Regions from separate parts of the Mus musculus genome. Here region 1 is linked to region 2. The links are chromatin loops, found by intact Hi-C in ENCODE. Cell type or tissue: gastrocnemius. All regions are shown on one strand.

The links. Hi-C counts contacts between places; a loop is a spot of excess contacts. Peaks named below come from ENCODE experiments on the same cell type or tissue, not always from the same donor. Only the 100,000 strongest peaks of a DNase experiment are listed, where the experiment ranks them.
Region 1: a loop joins it to region 2, with 2.6 times the contacts of the local background. A loop is called at or near these places in 1 of 42 quality-filtered maps.

What each region holds. Positions count from the first base shown.
Region 1 is chr3:108,325,670-108,329,669 of GRCm38, forward strand. Sort1 (sortilin 1) reads left to right here. Exons shown (of 20, transcript NM_019972.3): 5 at 1-144; 6 at 2,339-2,412. Among named protein-coding and RNA genes, the nearest start is that of Mybphl, 37 kb to the right of the region's middle. In gastrocnemius, no CTCF peak of the experiment used is centred here; DNase peaks (open chromatin) are centred at 1,895, 2,484 and 2,863; H3K4me3 peaks cover 752 bases; H3K27ac peaks cover 1,861 bases.
Region 2 is chr3:108,387,377-108,391,376 of GRCm38, forward strand. It overlaps Psrc1 (proline/serine-rich coiled-coil 1), which reads left to right. Exons shown (of 8, transcript NM_019976.3): 7 at 1-19; 8 at 223-855. The coding sequence ends at 226. Celsr2 (cadherin, EGF LAG seven-pass G-type receptor 2) reads right to left here. Exons shown (of 34, transcript NM_017392.4): 34 at 3,472-4,000. Among named protein-coding and RNA genes, the nearest start is that of Psrc1, 5.5 kb to the left of the region's middle. In gastrocnemius, a CTCF peak has its summit at 2,039 (motif pointing left); a DNase peak (open chromatin) is centred at 2,046; H3K4me3 peaks cover 284 bases; H3K27ac peaks cover 380 bases.

The DNA.
Region 1 (4,000 bases), 62 kb before region 2:
TCCGGGGGAAGCCGAGGCGGAAGAGTGTTCAGGTCATCAGACTTTGCCAAGAACTTTGTGCAAACAGATCTCCCCTTTCATCCTCTGACGCAGATGATGTACAGCCCTCAGAATTCTGATTACCTGTTAGCTCTCAGCACCGAAGTGAGTCCAGTTGAACTTGCCTTTCCTTGTTTACAGTGTCAAAATATACAGACTTTAAAGAGCCTTCTGGCGTGTTAACATTAGACTTCTTTCCAACGTCTCCTTACAATGAAATGTAATGTAATGTTCCTATCTGGGTATGACTTCTGTATACCGCCTCTTCCAGAATGTATGATGTATAATTGCTGTTGTATGTTTTTTAATGAACGGATGTCTGCTGCTGGAATAATGAACCAGAGAACAGTTTGCAGTCATCTTTCTTTTTTTTTTTTTTTTTTTTTTTAAAGATTTATTTATTTATTATATGTAAGTATACTGTAGCTGTCTTCAGACACTCCAGAAGAGGGAGTCAGATCTTGTTACAGATGGTTGTGAGCCACCATGTGGTTGCTGGGATTTGAACTCCAGACCTTTGGAAGAGCAGTCGGGTGCTCTTACCCACTGAGCCATCTCACCAGCCCTGCAGTCATCTTTCTTGAGCTGCAAAGGATGAGTATAAACTGTCATCCTCCTAAGGTTATTGTCGTTATCAGAGGAGAGGAAGTTGAGAAGAGCCCGAAGACTGATGAGCCCCAGTCACTTTCTGCCCCCCCCACCCCCCACTGAGGCTGCTCAGTGAGCTCTGTTGCTGAATTGAGATCGACAGACATCGTGGTCTTAACTGCTCTATTTCAAAGCAGTGGCCAATCCCACCTTGAGGACCTATTTTTGCTTGGCTCTATGAACCCATTTTCTTTGGCTGTTCTACCTCTCTAGACGGTCTTTCTTGGCCTCTTGCATAAGCTCCTATCCTCTTACCCTTAACTGCCTTCTGTTCATCTGACATTGAGTGGCCACTTCTCCTTGATTCTCCACTTATAAAGGTTCTCAGATCTTGCTTCCTGCTCTGGCTTGCCCACGGGCCAGCAGATTCCTGTCTTGCAGACCCTGGGTATCTTCAAGTGTGTGTCCCACAGGCACCTCAAGCTCCACCCCGCCTGAGCTTCTCTGCTCTTCTCTCATGCATGCTCCTATAATATGTGTAGTAATTAATGACACAATGTACCCCTGCTCCCACCCTGATGATATTAGTGACTTACAGATAGACAGAGAGAGAGAGAGAGACAGAGAGAGAGAGGCGGGGGAGGAGTGTTGGAAGTAGTTCTGTCTGTCCTGGCTTCATTTCTGGCTGATCCCGTTCCTCAAGACTGAGGTTAAAGACTCGCTAACTCTTACTAAACTAACTCACACATACTTACTTCATGTCCTACTTTTAACTGTGATGCTCTAATATCCATTTTTCCCACTCACATCTATGGTTGTCACCTAAAAAAGGTGAAGCTGTGATCCCCCTCTTAGAGTCCCATCCTGCTGGGGCCTCACAGTGAGAGCCAGGTCTGTCAGCCTGGCCAGGACAGCGTCCCCTGAGCTCTCCTCACCTCTCTGAGTTCTATTAGCTCCTCAGTCTTCTCACCGTGGGATTTCACACCACTGTTTTTTTTTTTATCTTCATACTCCGTGTTTGTGCTCTTCCCGCCTTTGCTAGTCTTCGATGGTCTTCTTCACTAGTGCTCCTGCCCCCCTTTAAGCATAGCACTCATCACTGCTGTCAGTGTGGTGTTCTTCAGTCAGCTGTCACTGTGTTGTACGCCCCCTCTTCCACACTGGACCCAGTCCATAAGACCATATGGTAGTGAGCTTTCTTAGTCATATCCTTTGATAAACTTCAAGATCATTTCGAGGTGGGAATGCGATGTCTAGTATGGTGCCTGGCACTCAGGGTGCTTTATATGGTTGGTTGTTCTCAGTTCTAAGACCAGAAGGAGCCCGAGTAATCTGTGTGCATGCATGAGTGTGTGTGTGTTGTGCACGTGTGTATGTGTTTGTACACGTGTATGTGTGTATTCATGTATACATGTTTGGGTGTGTATGTGTGTATTTGTTTGGGTGTGTATGTGTGCATATATGTACATGTGTGCATGTGTGTGTATGCAGGTGTATATGTGTGTGTACATGTGTATGCATGTGTACATGCTTGGGTGTGTATGTGTGCATGTGTGTACATGCATGCACATATGTGTGAGTGTGCTTTGCTCAGGCAGCTACAGTGTTTGTTTCTCCTGTTCTGACTGGTTGATTGTGAATTATTAAAGGTCTTGTAAACAGCTGCACAGAATAAAGCTGGAATTTTGATAAGTCATTTGTAATCTTTCAGAATGGCCTGTGGGTGTCCAAGAATTTTGGGGAAAAATGGGAAGAAATCCACAAAGCAGTATGTTTGGCCAAATGGTGAGTAACGCAAGACTCCATCTGTCAGAGCCCTAAGCCTTAGAGCTGCCAAAAGTCACATGAGTAAATAGCAAGTACTTGCTATGTGCCAAGTGCTCTTCAGGGTCCCGTGAGGGATAGACAGAGGGCTGGGACACGGACCTGGACCTGGAGGAGCTTCTAGTTGTTCTGGAAAAAGACTTTGTCTCAGTGAATGTTGCAAGGGCTGTGACTGCTGTCTACCAACTTTTTTTTCCTCCATAGCTGGTAACATCAATTGGAACAGAAAGTGGAGCTTTACTGTGGGGTCTTTGGTACTTCTGTGTAGTTGGGCTTGCACTTCCTTGTCTAGCACTCCATTTTAGTTGAGTAAAACGCAGTGCTAACTCAGGGAGAGCTGAAAGGGCTTCCCGACTGCACAAGTGCCACCGTTTGCAGCGTGAAAACACTCCCTCCCCTTGGCAGCATGCCCTGCCCCTCGGTGCCCGCCCAGAGACCATGCAGCAGAGGCAGCTCTGACTTTGCCTTTGTTCCGGCCTCGCTCTATTACTGGTCGGTGGCTTACCCTCTCTGGGCTTCAGCTCCCCCCTCAGGGAGGGGAAGCTTCTCAGCAGAATATGGAGGGTGGGGAAGCCTCAGACTGCCCACATTCTGCTTCCAGAACTGTGTTCTGAGCCTCTTTTCCTCTGAGGAATTTTCTCAAGTCCAGTAATCTGGTTTCCCAGTGTCTAGCAGATTGCTGCCAGACATGAGCTATGGCGCTGTTAGCAGCAAGCACACAGTAGCTTTAGAATTACAGTCTAAAAGCTGGAAGCAGGCAGGAAGACCATGGGGGGAAAAACCAGACAAAACTCAGAACAAAATTACTACTCCAGATCAAGGAAAACACGTATTTCAGCAGCATCTGGCTGGACATGATTAATATCCACGGGGATGGACCATAGTCTTAAGAGTTTAATGCATTCCACTTAGGGAACCAGAAGAAGTAAATCATACATGTTTGAACTGTATCTACCAAAATCGCTTAAAATACTAGTTATGCTACTTAAACGAGGTGGGCCTTTTCTGGAAGCAGTCATCAAATAATTTTATAGCTCTATCATGTGCATGCACATCTGATTTCCTGGTCTGTGTTTTAATCAGTGGTGTTGGTACTAGATAGGACTTAACAGGAAGGAAGTCATTTTTATGGTGACTAAGTTAACAAATCACTCTCTTCTTTCCTTTCCTTTCCTTTCCTTTCCTTTCCTTTCCTTTCCTTTCCTTTCCTTTCCTTTCCTTCCTTTCTTCCTTCCCCTCCCTCCCTCCCTCCCTCCCTCCCTCCCTCCCTCCCTCCCTCCCTCCCCCCTCTCTCCCTCTCCCTCTCCCTCTCTCTCTCTCTCTCTCTCTCTCTCTCTCTCTCTCTCTTCCTTCCTTTCTTCCTTTCTTCTTTTTTTCTTCCCTTTTTTCTTCTTTTGTTTTTTTGAGACAGGGTTTCTCTGTGTAGCCCTGGCTGTCCTAGAACTTGATTTGTAGACCAGGCTATCCTCAAACTCACAGAGTTCCACCTGCCTCTGCCTCCCAAGTGCTGGGATTGAGGTATATGCCATCACCCCCAGCTTTACACGAG
Region 2 (4,000 bases):
CAGTCCCTGGACCGACTAGGTAAAACTGGTCCCTCTGTTCTCATCACCTGGGCTTCCAAGCTGCGGTGCACACAGCATCCTCGAATTCTGTGTTGAGTGGGGAGGAGAGGGGTGAGGGGTGCTACTCTCCCATCCTGAGGGGGTGTGAGTTTGGCTGGGTACCAGACAGGCTCCGGAGGAAGAAGGTTTTTTTAAAGCACCCCCCCCCCCCTCTTCTTTCAGGTAAGAAGAGCACGTCAGCAAACAAAGACTCAATAGCAAGCCACTACCATCTTAGCCATCAAAGTCTGGACTCTCCTCTGCCAGTGGTCCCTAACTCCAGTAGCTCTGTGCCCAGAGATGGGAGGAAGAGATGCCTCCAGGGCTGACCTCTGAAGTAGAGACTATGGGGGATCGGGTGCCTTGAGCTTGAGGGGACTCAACCCCACCCTACCCTGCCCTGAAAGAAGAAGAGAGGGGCAGAGGTCATCTGCCCGTGGAGAAACTCACAAACAAAATAATAAATGCAGGCAGAGTGACCTATCTGTCTCCTTCCATCTTGTGGTCAGGACTAGAGAGCTTGATCTTCTACCACGGTTCACTGGCCATTCCCATATGAGCGGCCTTAGGAGCCCGCCGGCTCAGTTCTCTATGACATGTCTTCCTGACTGGATACTGGTCTGTTTGGAAAGGCCAGGAGGACAGCTGATGTACAGAACTTGTTTCCTATGAATTCTTTGACTTCTCACAGGTCAATCAGTTATAAGCTTACTCACATCTTCATATTTTTTCTTAAATAAATGAATTAAAAAAATTTTTTTCTGTATATCTGAAAGTAGATTTTAACAGTTTTAAAATAAACGTCTGTGTAATTCTAGTGAGCTCTCAGACATAGGCCCTAGGGATTTGAACCTCCAGCTCCTGCAGCCGTGACTAGTCCCTTGGTGCCGGTCAATTCCAATCAAGTCTCCTTTCTCCTTTCAGTGTTTACAGATAGTCCAGATCAAAGTTGACTGAGGTTTCACCTACAGCGCCTGAGGCTGTTATGGTAGGAACTAAGTCTACTGTTACTCCTTAGACTTAACTATTATTTGACAAGACAATGGAACCCCTTAGGGGATAGAGGCCCTTTGTTGGTGTTGCTTCTGAGGTTGCCTCTACCTCACTTCATTAGGGTTGCCTGTGCTCTCTCTCTGCTCCTCTGCTGGATCCGAGGGCTGGCATCACAATTTAGTAACTCTGACTGTGCCCTTGTGTTATAGCTTGTCTGGTGGAACACTGCAGAATGGACACATGGTAGTGAGTACTCACTGAAAACAGAATAAGGTTTTAACAAGCCCAGCTTAGGATCCGATTTGTAGCCTTTGACTCCTGCAGTCAGAACTAAATCAGTCCTTTATGAAGAAGAAACTTCCCTAAAGGCAACTGAGCATAAAGGAGAAAGGGTGGCCCGCTACTGTGTCCAAAAGTGCTCTTAGGCCTTCAGCGCTCCTCCCCTATCCCCACATCCAGGGGCCCTCCATAGCATTTCCTTATGGCTGTCCGTAAGATTAATTTAATAACACCTATAAATACACGGGGACTATACACAGTGGTGGCTGCCTCTACATTCCAGCCTCTACAGCCACTGAAATTCTCAGAGCTGACACGCGGGAGGGAGCAGATAACACAGATGTCATGGGTTCTGATTTGAAGAAATACGGTACAAGGCAAGAAAGTCTCAGGTGTGTTTCCCAGATTCCAGCCTATCTCCCCTCAAACAGCCTGGCTCAGGGGGAGGTCTTCTGGGTGGGCTATAGTGAGGTCAAGCTTACCAACCAGCCAGTAGCTGAGTCCCCTTGATCTCCTGGGGTCTTCCAGGCTTGCTTGTCCTGGGCCTCCATCCCAGTGAATAAGTCTGCACAGAGCTCAGGAAACAGAAGTTGCTGGCAACTTCTAACTGGCGTCTGCAGTAGCAGCCAAGCCTAAGAACACACACCTCGGCATGGCCAGTAGGTGGCAGGTTTGTTCCGTTTTGGTTGGTTGGTTTTGTTTGGTTTTGGAACCAAGCCCTTGTGGGTGGGGAAGCAAAGCCAGCCACAAGCCCTTGTGTTGCTGCCACCTGGTGGCTGGAGCCGGCAAAGCATTTTCTCTCACTGGGTCAATCTTGAGTTTCTGCCTCCACCCAATAGGGCTCGCTGACTCCAAACCTGCCGAACTCACTTGGTGGTAGTGCTTACCTGCCACAGCTGCCCTTCTTGTTTAGCTACCTGCTTGCCGCCTCCTCCCTGGCTTAGATTTCTAATTTTCTCTCCGTCCTCCACACCTCTTCCACTCCACAAGCAACAACAGGAGAAGCCAGTGTTTATTGGCCTCTTGCTATGCACTGTGAAAAGTTGTAAGCACTTTGCATGTGTTAAGTTATTTAATCCTCCTAAAAGCTCAATTAGGCAGCTGCTGTTACCACTGCCCTCATTTTGTAGACAGAGAACCAAGGCGCAAACAAATCAGGCTGCTGCTTGAGGTTCCAGGGTTGGTTCATTATATCCTCATTTGTTGGATGGAGCTTTCAAAAACAAAAATTAGGACTAGAAGTAGTGTCACCAAATACATACTTATTCCCAGAATGAGTGTATGCTTTATTCCCCCAAGAAAACAGACAGACAGACAGACAGCCCACAATAGCCAGGTGGTGGTGGCACACACCTTTAATCCCAGCACTTGGGAGGCAGAGGCAGACAGATCTCTGAGCTCGAGGCCAGCCTGATCTATTGAATGAGTTCCAGCCAGGGCTATACAGAGAAACCCTTACCAAAAAAAAAAAAAAAAAAAAAAAAAAAAAAAAAAAAAAAAAAGAAAAAGAAAAAGAAAAAGAAAAAGAAAGAAAAGAGAAAAGAAAAAAGCCCCAGAAACTCCCACTCCACTTCTTCCTATCTACCGAATTCTGCCTTAGAAAACGTGTTTGTCTGGGACTCAGGCTGAGAACCGGCCTGATTTGTGTAGCCTCTCCACCCCCTCCATCCTCTCCATCCTCCCCATCCTCCCCAGCCTCCCCAGCCTCTCCATCCTCCCCAGCCTCTCCATTCTCCCCAGCCTCCCCAGCCTCTCCAGCCTCCCCATCCTCCCCAGCCTCTCCATCCTCCCCAGCCTCTCCAGCCTCTCCATCCTCCCCAGCCTCTCCATCCTCCCCAGCCTCTCCATCCTCCCCAGCCTCTCCATCCTCCCCAGCCTCTCCAGCCTCCCCAGCCTCTCCAGCCTCTCCAGCCTCCCCAGCCTCTCCAGCCTCTCCAGCCTCCCCAGCCTCTCTAGCCTCTCCAGCCTCCCCAGTCTCCCCAGCCTCTCTAGCGGTACAAGCTTATATCCTAGGGGAAAACAATATCCACCTATCTTCCTTCTCTCCCTTCCAACCGCCAGACTCAGCGCTCTGTGCTGTTGCGGCTTTAGTCTCTCTGTCCTCAGGATCGTCAAGGTTCTACCTACCCTGTTTCCCACAATCCAGGCCTCAACCCAGGCTGCTTTACAGAAGCCAGCGATGACATGGCTCCTGCACAGAACTAGTTTATTCAGTAGTATGGGGGGGGAAAAAAAAACAAAAACAAAAACAAAACTCTACCATATTTACAGCGACAATCAAACTGTACAATCTGATGGTTAGTATCAAGTTAGCATCCAGCATCTTTGTATTTTTTTTTAAGTCAAGTCATCAGTAGTTAAAAAAAAATATATCCAGTTAAATTTTTAACCCTTTACAGGAATTGCTGAGGGGAAGAGGGCAGAGGGCAGGTGAGAATCCATGGCAGAAAAGCCAGCGGCCAGCCTTCCAAATGAGAGACAGGGACATCTTTCCTGCCTCCTCGAGCCTTTATTCTACACCTGCTCTAGAAGGGAAGTCAGTGACAAGTCTGGAATACATGCTCAGAGGAGAGGGGGACTCAAATGAACGGTGGTTGCAAAAACCCGAGGAGAGCAAATGGAGCGAGAGGAAGGATGGTAGGCCCCAAATCCAGGGCTGCCAGGGACTCACCCAGCCTGCAATGGGCAC